Linked DNA regions of Mus musculus: all the other regions are linked to region 3. A link is a contact called in ENCODE Hi-C or POLR2A ChIA-PET data. All regions are on one chromosome and are shown on one strand. Each heading gives the region's core, a stretch centred on a gene start or an enhancer-like site at or near the end of the contact. The rest is flanking DNA. Distances are from core to core; before and after follow the strand shown.

The links. Hi-C counts contacts between places; a loop is a spot of excess contacts on that map. ChIA-PET counts read pairs that join two places held with the same protein, here RNA polymerase II (POLR2A).
Region 1: a map of gastrocnemius shows a loop between it and region 3 (11-fold over the local background). The contact joins the promoter of Sass6 here to the promoter of Rnpc3 in region 3. A Hi-C loop is called at or near these places in 3 of 37 maps with a recorded cell type or tissue (T-helper 17 cell and gastrocnemius).
Region 2: a map of regulatory T cell shows a loop between it and region 3 (7-fold over the local background). The contact joins the promoter of Dph5 here to the promoter of Rnpc3 in region 3. A Hi-C loop is called at or near these places in 1 of 37 maps with a recorded cell type or tissue (regulatory T cell). POLR2A ChIA-PET finds 5 or more read pairs at or near these places in 2 of 5 experiments (Patski and embryonic stem cell).

Annotation. Positions count from the first base shown.
Region 1 is chr3:116,591,466-116,596,281 of GRCm38, reverse strand. Sass6 (SAS-6 centriolar assembly protein) reads right to left here and starts at 1,324. Exons shown (of 17, transcript NM_028349.3): 1 at 1,104-1,324. The coding sequence starts at 1,168. Trmt13 (tRNA methyltransferase 13) reads left to right here. Exons shown (of 12, transcript NM_030016.3): 2 at 689-1,643; 3 at 3,772-3,818; 4 at 4,023-4,089. The coding sequence starts at 1,497.
Region 2 is chr3:115,885,319-115,890,174 of GRCm38, reverse strand. It overlaps Dph5 (diphthamide biosynthesis 5), which reads right to left and starts at 1,992. Exons shown (of 8, transcript NM_027193.2): 1 at 1,898-1,992; 2 at 1,578-1,735. The coding sequence starts at 1,712. A930005H10Rik (RIKEN cDNA A930005H10 gene) reads left to right here and starts at 2,045. Exons shown (of 2, transcript NR_015487.1): 1 at 2,045-2,411.
Region 3 is chr3:113,627,172-113,631,779 of GRCm38, reverse strand. It overlaps Rnpc3 (RNA-binding region (RNP1, RRM) containing 3), which reads left to right and starts at 1,631. Exons shown (of 15, transcript NM_001038696.1): 1 at 1,631-1,917; 2 at 3,388-3,435. The coding sequence starts at 1,726. It also overlaps the pseudogene Gm17954.

The DNA of each region.
Region 1 (4,816 bases), core at 75-2,574, 3.0 Mb before region 3:
ATATTAAACATCACAAAATAATCACCAATGAGAGGCTGGGGTGGGGTGGGGGTTACACATCAGTGGTAGAGCATGCTAAGTGAGGGCACCACTTCAACTGTCAAAATCAAACAAACAATAAGACAATTAAATAACCTACAGATTCCTATATACGGCTGATGTTTTAAGTCCATTTTTCTGACTGCTTTGCTGGTTGATTCTGGACCTAATTTTAAATCGCATACCACAGTTTAACAGTCCAGCGACTCAATACATCAGTGTCTTCTTTTTGTTTTTGTTGTTTTTTAATTCAACATTTTTTTCACCGTTTAGTTTCTACAAACATTTTCACACCTGGTCTTCATTGCAATCAAATGAACAGCTAGACATATTAAATCAATTTAGCAAATGAGAAAATGTAATGTTCACAGAAACTAACAACTAAAAAGTTATTAGTAAAAGAGGGAAAAATCAGATCGCCTGTGGTTAGTGTGGCAAGTTTGCATTCATCTGTGCGATAAGATACCCTAGTGTAAACTCTGTGAAGATCAAGGTATCCCCAGGGGTCCGACGAAGGGCTTTACGGGTTGACTTATGTTTTGAATGTACAGAATTCCTGATTTTTCCAGTTTTGGGAGTTGGTTAAATGATTGAAACTGACGTGCGGATGAACCGAAATATGTCACTGAACGTTTTGTTTTGTTTTTAGATGGAGTTCTAAAGCTTCACCCCCAGTGTTCTTCAAAGGAGAGCATGAGTGAAGGGCCGGGCGACCTGAATCCTAGTGCGGACAGCTCCCTGAAGTCACCGTGAAGCTTTTGTGGAAATGACAGGGAGAATCAGAGTTGCCACCCAGAAAGGACAGGCTGGGCTCTGTCCCGCTGAGGGCCAGAACACGGACGTGAAGGAGTCGGCTTGCCATTTCCTCATTCCCTTTCCTCGCGTCCCCTCCGCAACGGCCGGCCCGGCCACAAACAAAGGTATCCATTAAGTCCGCAGGGTCCCTTCCCGATTCCCGGTGTGACAGTCCGACACCCGCGGACCGACCGATCCCCACGGAACCCAGCCGCCATCTTCCCCATTGGCGCGACCCCAACCGCCACCCGCCGGCTCCGGGAGCTCACCTCTCCTCGCAGTCTTTGCATTTCACTAGCAAGGGAACAAGCTGCTGGAACAGAACTTGACTCATGTCGGACCGCTGCCCCGACGGGAGGGTGAAGAAGCCCAGTAGGCCCGGCCTTCGGTCCCGGCTGCAAAGAAGAGCCGGTCCCGATGAGTTTGAGTTTGGCGCTCAGCTCCCGCGGAGGAGGAGGGAAACGATAAACAGAGGGAACGAAGGAGCTTTGGACCTCGTCAGCCACCGTCACCTTTTTCCGGTTCGGGCACCGACCGAGCCGGGCTGATGCGTCATTTCCGTGGACCCACCCCCCTCAGGCGGCCACGTTTGTTAAGGGAAGTGGGACCAAAGGGGACTGACAACTTTGGGCTGAGCCAGGCTTTCAAAAGGACCCAGCGTTATGGAGGCTCCGGCGGCGACTTCGCCCTCGATCGGATTTCCCATCGACGGCAGATGCAACTACTTCGTAGAAAAGAAGAAGCGCTTCTGCAGGATGGTGGCGGCCGCGGGGAAAAGGTTCTGTGGCGAACACGCTGGCTCCGCCGAGGTCAGCTATCGCCCTCCCTTCCTGGGAGTCGCGGGTCTGTGGGTGCTGGACCCCAGTCTCGCCCCTTTGACAGGTTCCTGCTTCCGTCCCATGGATTTAAGTAAATGCAGTTCTGCCCACCGCTCGGAGCCGCGAGGAGCCCCCGAGGAGCATTGCTTTCTTGTACTAAAAGCTCCCTCTGCTGTCTCAGAGACCCTTACACTCATCCTTCCTTCCGCTAGTCCCCCATCCTCAGGGGAAGTGATTATTTTTATAAAGGAGTGCTTGAAAAAGATCACTAGGTTTTATTAACTGGGTTCTAATTAATTATAGTTATTGTTTTTGAACGATAACCACTTGTGAATGCATGGGGAAGAAACTTAGAAACAATTTTTGTTTGTTTGTTTAGACTTGTAGATTAGTAATTTGCCTGTTCTTTATACATTAGGAGCCACTAATACTTTTGCACTTACAACCAAAATGTCTTATGACATTAATGTCTGTTGAGAGACAAAAAAAAGAAAAAAACAAAACAAAACAAAACAAAAAACTTTGCTTTCAACTTTGAAGTTTGTTATTTTACGTTTATTTTTCCTTCTCCGTCCCAGAATAATAATTACAAGTTCATAAGGTGTTTTCCTGGAGAGTTAAGTCTAAAGTCACAGGAAGCCTCATTACCCTCTACACCAAAAAAGAAAACATTTTACTAACCTGCTATACACTGTTTCTAAACTCAAACAATAGATTTTAAAAATGTGTGTGTGTGTGTGTGTGTGTGTGTGTGTGTGTTCTGTGATTACGCTTTGAAAGTTAGAGTACTATTTCCCTTGAAAGACAACTTTCTGTTTTTGAGATGGGGATCTTGCTGAATTGCTCATATTGGTCTTGAACATCTGATCCCAGGAATTCTCCTGCCTTAGCCTCCCAACTAGCTGGTCTCCATCAAAGAATCACACTGGAATTTAATTTAAAAGTCTATACATGAAATAATGTTGTTTTTTTTAATACTGAAAATTCCTTAACTTTCTCTAAAATTCAGTGTGCGTATCTTCATGAACATTCTGAAATAAATTGAAATAAACAATTGAGAAAAATTAAGAGTAAATACTTGGTCAGCTTTGGCTGTAGGGCTAGTACTAAACGTTATTTTGCTTTTAAAAATTCAATTTTCACAAACCTTAGGAAGCAAGTCATACTATTATTCTACTTAATAATATAGTAAGTCTATACTTAATATAGAAAGTCTATACTATTATTTACATGAAGCAGTCAGGATTATAGAGTTAGCAGCTAATAGAAAGAGCTGAGAATCACACCTAACCACTGGCCTCTGGATTTAATAATTGGGCCATCCTGTTGCATCCAGGTTGATAGGATCTGTGGGGCAGACCTGCCAACATTGTTTCCCTTGCTTTTCTCCCAGTGCCTATAATTAAATGCATAAAACATAAAAGACTGTAACTAGCATTTAGAAAAGTTGCAAAGCTAGTGAATATGACCCATTCTAAATTGTTAAAGCCATGCCTTGTTGTTCCTGGCGTATTTTCTCCTGTACTCTATTCTGAGAGAGGGTCTGAGGGTCACCCTGGCTGGCCTTTGGCTCTGTCTGCCCTTCCTCTGGAGAGCTGATATTCAAAGCATGCTCCACCACGCCCATCATTTCCCCATATTTGAACACCTTTAGACAAATACGCATTTTAAAATCAATTTAAATGGGCAACACTTTTCAAAAAGAGCAAGGATGCAAGTAATGAGTATTTTAGTCAGCTCAATTTAGCCACTTATACCCAGTATATATTTATTTCAAAAGATCATTTTGTACATGATGAATATTGTTGTTAGTTAATCCAAAGTACATGGTTAACATCTTTTCTTAATGGTGCATACAATTACTGTACCCATTTTTAGGAGGTGTTATCTCTGATGCAAAATTACATTAGCAAGCCAAAACAGTACTTATTCATTCATACAGAAGCGAGCTACAATGAAGACTCTTATTATGCGGCATGACCTAATCTTGCTTATTTTTCATTGTATCCTTTAAGTTTTCTTACCTTATTTTAGGAATAGAAACACACTGTGGGTGTATCTAACATCTGAATGTAATAAACTTGACATTTAAATAAATGTATCCGTTTTAATTTATTAGGAAGAAAATACTCGGAAAAGAATCTTGTGTCCTTTAGATCCAAAACAGTTAAGTATAAGGTCAAATAAGTGGGTTTTTGTCATTTGGGGTGCGTGAGTGCATTAGTCTTTGTGTGTGTGTGTGTGTGTGTGTGTGTGTGTGTATGTGTGTGTGTTTGTATATATTTGTTTGTGTGATGTACTAGAAACGGTTAAGTTTCACAAGGTTCATTTACGATTTTTCTAACTCTTAAATTTTCTCTTTAAATTTAGCACAGTGTATGAAGACCAACTAGCAAAACATTTGAAAAAATGTAATTCAAGAGAGAAGCCTAAGCCTGTAAGTATTTGAAATGTATGTGTGATATCTGTATATAAATACTTAGTATTATAAGATGCAGATTGAATTTGGCAAATGTACTGTACTCACTTGATAGCTGTACTTTTCTTCCCTCCTCTTTTCTGTACTTGTGTTTTATCTGTTGGCTTGGTTAGATAGGAGGCAGGTTACACTGTGTAGCCCAGGCTAACCCCAAACTTGAGGCCGTCTTCCCTTAGCTTCTCTAGTACTAAGACTACTGGTGGGTGCCACCTTGACCAGCCCAGAATAATTATTTCATGTTTTCTTTTTGCTTGCTTTTGAGATAGGGTGCTGTGCTGCATTACTTAGGCTGCTCTTCAGCACAGCTCAAATGTTTCTTATGCTTTGCTTTCCAAATGCTTCGACGATAGGTACATGATATGCCAACACACCCATCGCCATAGCGGGACAGAGAGGGGTGATGGTGCAGCAAGAGATTTCCAATCAGAGATAAGAATTTAGGATTAAAGTTGTAAAGAATAACTACTGGGCGTCTTTGAGATGCAGACTCAGTGTAGAGATAGTGAATGTGAGCTAGCACCAGGCCACATACATCTTAAACAGTGTCCATCTAAGCCAGAGCTAAACATTTACAGAGATTGATTGATTGATTGATTGATCTTTGGTTTTTCGAGACAGGGTTTCTCTGTATAGCCTTGGCTATCCTGGAACTCACTCTATAGAGCAGGCTGGCCTCGAACTCAGA
Region 2 (4,856 bases), core at 743-3,242, 2.3 Mb before region 3:
AAAATTAATATTTACTAACACTTATAATTTATAAAGCATTTTCACATACACCTTAATAAATACTATATAACTTTCAATTGGTTATTTTTTCTTTGACAAATGGAGAAACTAGCATTTAGAAATTTGGAAATATATCTGCTAGCAGCTAAAATGTCTGAAAACTTTTGTGATGGACACTGTTCTAAGAGCCTAGAAGGCAAACACATCCTGACCTCAATTTATAAGAAATTAAATGTAAAGGAATTGTCCAGGGACATGTCACAAGGCAAAACAAGTTATGTCCCAATTTTGCTCTAAGCTATTGTCTAATATTCTTTTGTTTTTTGCTTTTTTGGGGGTGGGGGGTTGAGACAGGATTTCTCTGTGTAGCCCTGTCTGTCCTGGAACTTACTCTGTAGACCAGGCTGGCCTTGAACTCAGAAACCTGCCTGCCTCTGCCTCCCAAGTGCTGGGATTAAAGGTGTGTGCCACGACTGCCTGTCTTCCCTTTTTGTTTGTTTTTGGTTTTTGTTTTTGTTTTAGAGACAGGGTTTCTCTGTGTAGCCCTGGCTGTGTTTAATATTCTATTCGATTAACCTGCCAGTTATCTATTTTCTCAAATGGTTTTAGGTCCATTATAGTTTCTGATCACTGATCCAAGACATATTTCTATCATCTTGAAGTAAGTATAAACACCGACAAGTGTGGCCAGCAAGTCAAACTGACCATTAAACACTACTTTTTTTTTTTTTTTTCTAATTCATGACCAACTTAAGAAGAAGCCTATTTAGGATTCAAGATTTTTAACATAACCCTGAAACCTTCAAAATTCTGAGTTGTGAATCTGAGAGATATGACCGGAAGTTCTCTGGCCCACACTTTTATATGGAAGACTTGACAATTTAAAAAAACAAAACAAAACAAAAAAACCTTCCTCTCCTCCTCTAACAACACATCAGCATCTTATCTCAATATAGGGTTCACTTTAAGTTTGACAATCAAGCAGAAACTGACCCTTCTTGTTGTAACTATTATTTACATATTTACCCTGTTTAAGGTATATAATGCACTAATACATCCTCTGGTTACTTAGTCACTCTATATGTACATGTGGGAATGACAGCCTTCCTGGGAGAGTACATGTAAGGTCTCTTTGGCTATGTTGCAGACAAAAAAAAATGAGATCGCTGTTCCCTATGGAACTACTTCAAAGACGGAAGCTTTCAGATCGCTTGCTGAATGTATAAGCAACTCATTAAGCCTGTGTCAGCACCTCATTAGCACTCAACTCGGAAAGGATGTCTGGCTAGCTCATGAAATAACGGATTTGATAACTATCCCCAAGAGTGTAAAATAACTTTTTTTTTTTTATTTACTGGAGAAAGGCACAAAATTAGACTTGTAAAGTAGGACAAACTACCGTTTCATTTCCCAAGTCACTGAGTATGAAGTAGATCTTAATGGACAGGGTGTGTGTTTTACAGGGGCTTAAAAAAAAAAAAAAAAAGCAGACGCTTAGAGTCTGTGCAGTCTAGGGTAGGAGAATCGGACGCTAGCTAGATGTCTTCCCCAGAGGCCTGGGGACTTTAATCACGTACCAGGGCTTCCTTCCCTACAGTCAGGACTGAGGTGTAGGCTTCCAGATACACGCGACTGCATCGTCTCACAACTTCCAGGCCCTTGACTGTGATGTCCTTGGCATCTCCCAGGCCCAAGCCGATCAAGTAAAGCATTCCGAACTCCAGGGATGGGGAGACTGCAGAGCGAAGTGAACAACAGAAAAACGTCAGCTAACACCGGGGACCTAAAGTCTAGGGATGAACATAAAAACCAAGGTGGCACCCTGCGTGCGTCCGACACTCCTGCATACTCTTAGAAAATAATGGAATGACTGTTTTTAAAAGTGTGATCCGATTACCCGCTTAGAGACTCGGAGGTGATTCGCTGACGTCCCTCAAAGTCTCACTGCAGCCTTTTAATAATTGCAGTCCCCAAACCATGTGCCCATCAGAGACAGAGCTTCCGGGTCTCACCTAACGGCGCCGTAAAGCGCAGAGCCCTTCACAGCACTTTACGACTGGCAGGAGGCGGAGATGACAGACCGCTCCAGGAACGAGCTATAGAGCGATCGCATACCCCCCGCAAGGCCCTCCAGGACTCGCTGACTCCCGGGCAGAGGTCAAGGGTCAGGAATGGGTCCAGCTGTGCGCCTGGAAAGGACCCAGCGTGCCCACGCTCCCGGCAAGCCAGGACTCAAACATCCCCAAAGGGCGTCCGGGCTGATGACGATAGCTCCCAATCGCCCTCCAGACGCACACTGGCAGGAACAACCGGAGGGACTTCCCTGACCGACCCCGCGTTTGCTCAGCTTTGAATTCCCGCTCTGTAGATCTGTCGCAATTTAACCAGAAGTCACCCTGGTGAGGGGACAGGTTGGCTTGCCCTGCTGAGTGTGGTTGTTAAGTTCCCAGGGGGGGGGGGGGGGCTGTGACTCCTTCTAGGGGTTTGTCCCTGGGATCTGATACCAGAATGCCTCAAGGGAATCTGCCTTAGTCACCCTCGGTGGAGAGTGACCTTTTAAGAGTGCTCAAGGGATGACTAAATACGAATGTGATGACATATACGGATGAAAAATGCCATAATGAAGCCCATTACTTAGTATGCTAACCAAAGGATAATTTTAAAAAAGAAAGTAGTTCTATGGCGGGAAGCGCATAACAAAAAGGAAAGTGCTTTAAACCTCTCAGCGGTTGTTGCAGAGATTCTTAAAGATTGGTTACACGCAGCTCCAGTAAGCGAAAAGTTTACACTGCAGATGCTCTTCCTAAATTCACTGGTAACTTTATCCAAGTTGGGAAGACAGTTCATTGCTTCTCTTGGCACAATGTAATGGCCTTTCAGATTTTTCTTAAGTCTAGCCTTTTCCTCCAAGGGTGCACGAAGACCTGATTCTCCCTGTTCCCACTAAATTGATTTATTCTTTGCACCATATTAAAATACATACACCTCAAAATAGATCATGGTGTAAATGGAAAGACCTAAAATTATAACAGAAGAAAAAAAAAAAAGAAAAGAAAAGAAAATCTGACCTATCCAGGGAGAGATTTCTCAGGTATGCTATAAAAGGCATGTTGCAAAGAGAGAGGAAAAAAAGTCATACTTTAATAATAAAAACTCCCTTCAAAAGACTGAAGTCGTACACTGAGAGAAAATGTTTGCAAACCAGAAATTTGACAAAAGACTTGTCAACAGAGCAAACAAACCAAAGGAAGGCTATCAAGATGCTGGTAAAGGAACTTGTCACGCAAGTCTGACAACCTGAGTTTAATCCTGGAACCCAGTTAAAGGTGGAAGAAAAACAACTCCACAGAGGTCTCCCCTGACCACCACAGGCTGGCACACCCACACACACCCCCACACCCCCCCACACACAAACAAATTAATAATAAACTGAAGATGAATTCAAATCTAATGGATTCTTAAATGGAACAAGAAAACAACTCAATGTGGAAAAATGTACAAAAGATTTTGAGTGATAACAAATAAGATAGGCTAATAACAGATAAGCATTTTAAAACTTGTCTAGCCGGGCAGTGGAGGTGCACACCTTTAATCCCAGCACTCGGGAGGCAGATGCAGGCAGGTTTCTGAGTTTGAGGCCAGCCTGGTCTACAGAGTGAGTCTTGAACCCCGCCCCCGCCCAAAAAAAAATCTAGAGAAATGGTTTTCAAAGTTCTTTTTAGATTATTTTATGTGTGTGAATGTTTTCCCTGTCTGTATGTCTGTGTACCATATGTGTTCCTGTGCCCATGGAGGTCAGAAGACGGTACCAAAATCTCTGGAACTGGAGTTACAGATGTTTATAAGCCACCATGTGAGTGCTGGGAATCAAACCTGATAATCCGGAAACCTATCCAGTTCTATACATCCAGAGCTGGATTCATCACCTTCTTTACCTGCGTGGTATCTGACTCTGTATCGGGTAGGTTTGACATTCCCCCAACCCAGATATTAGTCACCCCCACACGTACTGCCAGGTCTTCTCTGTCAGAAACCATACTGACTATCACTGTGTTGGTTCAGATCCTAGCTCTATTACTCTGTTAGCTTCCCATCTTGTTCCCTTCAAATGTGTCTTCACAGAAACCAGGGAGGACTAGTAAAGATACACCCTAAAAATAGTATCCCCCTTCTAAAAAAAAAAAAAAAACTTTGGCAAAAGAAACCCCATGCTCTTAAATTTCCCATCTATGGGATGTTGAGTACCTGCCTCCCTGGTCCCCTTACATACCATGAGCGTTCTTTCAGTGGTATTGACCCACCTGTAGTTCTGTGCCCAAAGCATGCAGCCACATGCACCCTGCTGACACCTCAGCTCATCTGAACATTAAAGCCTGTCTCGTCATCAGCCTAGATTCCCACTACCGATCCTTTACACTCAGGAAGTCTCCCCAGAGGTCTCCAGCCTCTAAGCAAAGGAGTCTCCTCTACTAAAGTAATGTGTCTATAAAATAGCTGAGTCTCTTTAAAACTGCATACCTGTATAGGTCCCATGTCCAGCTGTCAATGGCCCACACAAAACAAACTCAAGGGTATATCTGTAAATGTGTGTCTTACATTGATTTGCTTGGGTGGTTTTTGTTGTTGTTGTTTTGTCTTCCTACTTTTTTGCTAGTGTACTAAGGTTTCTAGTTTTGTTTTTTTATGGTTTTTGTTTTTATGTTTATGTGTGTCCGTGTGGTTTCTGTGCTTTTTTCGCTTTTTAAAGAAATTTTGTTTTGCTTTTTTATTTGCTGTTTGTTTTCTAAAAAGATAAAGAAGGCGTAGAGTTGGATGGGGAGGTGAGGGATCTAGGAGGTGGGAGAGGGGAAACCACA
Region 3 (4,608 bases), core at 382-2,881:
GCACTTGGTATTTGGATGCAGGTCTTGCCCAAATTACAGTGGTACCCTGAAGGGAGATGTGAATGGAGGCTTGTCTATCCCTCATAGACCTAAACAATTCCCTGGTTTTTATTTTGAAAGCAAGGATTTCAATGCAGATGTACATCAGAAGCACATCATGGGTCAAAATGTTGCAGAAGAAATATTGGGTTGCTCAGAAGAAGGGCACACTTCCTCACAGCTCAGAAATGAGCTGCTGAGAGCTAAAGCAAGTTTCTATTAAGCTTTTTTTTTTTTAAATAAAGACAATAAACTTATTGACCAAGGCACAAAAACTGATGCACTTTCTTAAGAGCTTATGATAGATATTTGCTCCCATAAATACTGTACTGGTGTGTGGAGGGGAGGCATATTGTTTTATAGCCTCACACTTGTGAACTAATAATTTGATGTGAAACGGAACTAGATTTCCTCTGAGTGCTCCCCACTTTTTCTTTTCTTTCTTCCTTTCCTTTGTGTCTTTACATAGCTCTGGTTGTCCTGGAACTCAGTGTCACCCACGCTGGCCTCAAAATCACTTGAGATGCATCTGTCTCTGCCTCTTGGGAACTTAGAATGAAAGGTGTGTGCCACCATGCCCGGTTTCTGCTATATTACTCATAGTGAAATCAAAGAGATTTTTAAACGTAAAATTTAACTATTCCTTCCACACACTCTTAAGTCTGTCGGCTTCTGTTCCCATGAGCAAGGTTCCTAACAAACCTCTAAGGTTCACAAGATCTGTCTCTAGTCACTCAATATTTTGGTAATTTATCTCCCCATGCAATGCTTCCTCAAAGCGGATCTTTGAAGTACTGTGTACTAACTGGCTCATATCCATCAAGCAAATTAGAAGTAAAAGACACCCTAGGACTACGGAGTGAGCATACACATCTTGATTAATCTGTAAGGGATATTACTTTAGACCACCAGGGCCGAATCTTAGTCACAACAGTGTAGACTCCAACTTGGGTGCAAGGGCTCAGATCTCACCTATTGGTTAGCAATGAGTCTTAATCTACGTCAGTACTCTCAGTCGTGAGGTGGTGAGAAGAGAACTTACATCCATGAATACGTACGCTAACACATTTTTAGGTATTTACTCATGGAAGAAGCCAATTTTGTTTAATAAACAAACCGTGGCGAGAACTTTCAGCCTGTATTTGCCGACTGATAACGGCGTGCTCTCTCGCCTGCACTGTTGAATCTGAGGCTGGAGACTTGTGTTTCACCAGTCCTAAATGCTAGGAACACACTTGACATTTCCCGAGCGTTCTCCATTCACCAGCCAGATTCACTTTCTGAAAAATCTGGATTAAGAGCCCAGGGAGCAACAGCCCTTGCACGGTTCCTTCAGTACTTGATCCCTGGGATTACAGTATTTTTCTTTTGCATGACTGACGTTCTTCGATGAGATTGCTGTCCTTCTAACAGTGGCGTCTCTTTCAGTCTTTATTTTATTACAACCTCTCATTAAACTTAAAGCACGACTCCTAGGCGCTCTCCCCCGCAACAGTCCCGAAAAGAGAAGAGCGACTCTCCCGGAGGCCATTCTCGCGAGGAGTTCTCCTCTCGCGGGATTTCCCTGCGTCCAGAATCCTTAGCGCGAAGCGGAAACTATCTTCCGCTCAGCCTCGGTGACTGCGGGAGTTCGGCCGGAAGCTTGCGCGGAGGTTCCGTCTCTGGCCGCTTCTGCAGGGAAGCTAGATGGCGGGGCCTGAGCCGCCGATGCCGCTGTCCCGAGGCGGCCCAGGCTCCGCTTCGCTTTCTCCGCCCCGGGGAGACCGCACCCTCCTCGTCAGGCACCTGCCGGCCGAGCTGACGGCTGAGGAGAAGGAGGACTTACTGAAGTACTTCGGGGCGCAGTCGGTGCGCGTCCTGTCAGATAAGGGGCGCCTGGTAAGCGTGCGCAGCGGGCGGGGCGGGGCGGGGCGGGGCGGGGCGGAGCCGGGCCGCTAGGACCGGGAGAAACAGGACTAGGCTCGCGGTCTGCGCCTGCGCAGCTTGCCTACCAGAGAGGCGAGCATGGAATTGAACCTTGAGCCAGTTAGATTAAGGCTGAGCCACGCAGGGACTGTGTAGAGGTTTCTACCGGCGAGCGCACCCGCCCGGTCGAATTCAAAACTAGCCTAGACTTGAAAATACTGTTTCTGTTAGATTCTCATAGTCGTATGCAAGGTTTTTGGTTTTGTATTTTTATTTTAAAAAATTGCTTTTAAATCCTGGGTTGTAGAGCAGGATATACATAATAGCAAAAATTTGAGTGTAATAGACTTAATAGATTAACAAAATGCAAATACAAATATCCCTTAATTCAATCTAAATACAGTAGGCTCTCCTTGAATCAGATTGGACAAATTCAGAGTTCTAATAAACAACTCAAACTTACCAGTAATATAATTTGTTCACCTTTTTCAGGATGGTATTCAAAATAGAATTCAAATGAGAAAATTAGACTTATTACTGAAATTATAGAAACAAAGCAAAAAGAGACAATGCACCTTGAGGGGTGATTTCACTGTTAGTAAATGATTTTAAATTTTATCTTGTATAGACTGAAAAGACTTTTGAGTGAGATGAAAAAGGGTATTCCATATGTATAAATTTTTCATTTTAATAATGAATCAAGCTTCTCCATGCATCACTTTTGTGTGGACATGAAACTCACAGTCTAGAAAGGCTATGCTGAGGGTTTTTTTTTTTTTTAAGGTTTTATTTATTTATTATATGTAAGTACAGTGTGGCTATCTTCAGATCTCATTATGGGTGGTTGTGAGCCAACTTGTGGTTGCTGGGATTTGAACTCAGGACCTCTGGAAGAGCAGTCAGTTCTCTCACCCGCTGAGCCATCTCACCAGCCCTAAATGTTTTAAGAGTGATCTTTTTTGGAAAGAGGAGATGCTTTAAGATTTATTATACTTTTAATTATGTTGTACATTTGTGTATATTTTGGGGGTTTGTAGGAGTACAGGTGGTTATGAAGTTGCTGAACATGGACATTGGGACATCTTCCCAATGATGCCCTTGGTAAGAGCCCTACTGACTTTTACCACTGTCCCATCTCTCTGGTCCCCAGGAGTAGAGAGTTTTTTTAAAAATTGTGGTCTGTTGAACTCTTTGCTATTATAAAATATATTGTGTTTGTCCTTATTCATTTATGTTGAGAGGCAAAGCTGAAGAGCGTGCAAGTCCAAGAAGTCTGACCCTAGAAGATTCGGAACCTCTAGACTGAAACTAGTGATCAGTTAAATAGTCTAAAATTTCCATCCTTTCCGATACTTTCATTAATATATTGCATGTTTTTAAAATGTTACTTTTTATTAGACTTTTGAAACACTGGAAATAATATGTGCCTTAATTTTATTTCAGAAACACACAGCATTTGCTACTTTCCCTAATGAAAAAGCAGCAATAAAGGTATGTCTTTTTCTTTATTGTTAAAGTTTTCAGAGATTTCTTATCCAATCTTAGGACAAAAGTGACAAGTAATAATAAACTGTCCTTTTTAAAAGCAAAATCATTTGTGTCCCAAGAGTTTTCCCAAAAGGTCACAATTGGCTTGACAGATATCAGAGCTTCTCCAGTGCTTAGATACTGAGACTTGAGAACCGTAGATTATTAAGTAAGAGAAGGATTCTAGTATAATTTAAAAAAAATTATAAAGCATATTAGATAAACATATCTAGTGTTTATGGTTCAAAAACTTTACAAGTATTAAAAGGTATAAACCCAAGGAATCATTTGTAAAAGCTATCCCTTTTGAACTAGGCCTCTGATTCATTGAATTTTGACATGAAAACAAGAAGAAATGGGTTTTTCAGGTTTAAGAAACAATGGAATTGGCCATGAAATGTGAGAAGTCTGTCAGGAGCTAACATCAGTGGTAGAACTAAAAATGTGAGATTGTATTTAAGTGGAAGAGAAGTATTAAATTTTATTTAGTAGGTGTCCTAAAAGAACTTGATACTACTGAGAAGGCTAAAAATAGGCTTAGACTGATGAAAATTTTGTCTGGTAGGGTTTATATTTATATATTAGATTTGATGTAGAGAAAAATTACAGATAGACTACATGGGAAGCTGAGGCAGAAGCAATAGGTATCTGAAAAGGGCAATAAGAAAACAAAGGGAGAGAAGTACATGTATGCTTTGGAGGAAAAGGTTTGAGTCTTATTTTACAGAAATTATTTAGTAGAGTATTGCATAGAATGCACAAGGTTCTATATCCAATCCCAGTACTACAAGAGTATAGTTTGTAGGTCTTAGTAATACAAGATTTGAGAACAAAAAGTACTTCAGGATCCTAAGTATTTTTCTTTTAAAAAAAAAAAATGTCTTTTTTGCCACTAGTACACATGTGGAGGTCAGAGGATAATAATTGGTTCCTCCTTCCACAGTCTATGTCTCAGTCTTGGCAGCAAGCACCTTTACCAGCTAAGCTGTCTTTCCATTTCTAGTTCAGAGTTCTGGGCTGTTTAGCTTCTCTGACAAAGGAATATGAGGGTCTTTGCACAGGCATGTAATGATGTCCTATGTTACCTGTTAACTTTGAGGTGTCCTTCTGTGGAAACAGTAAACATTTTAAGATATT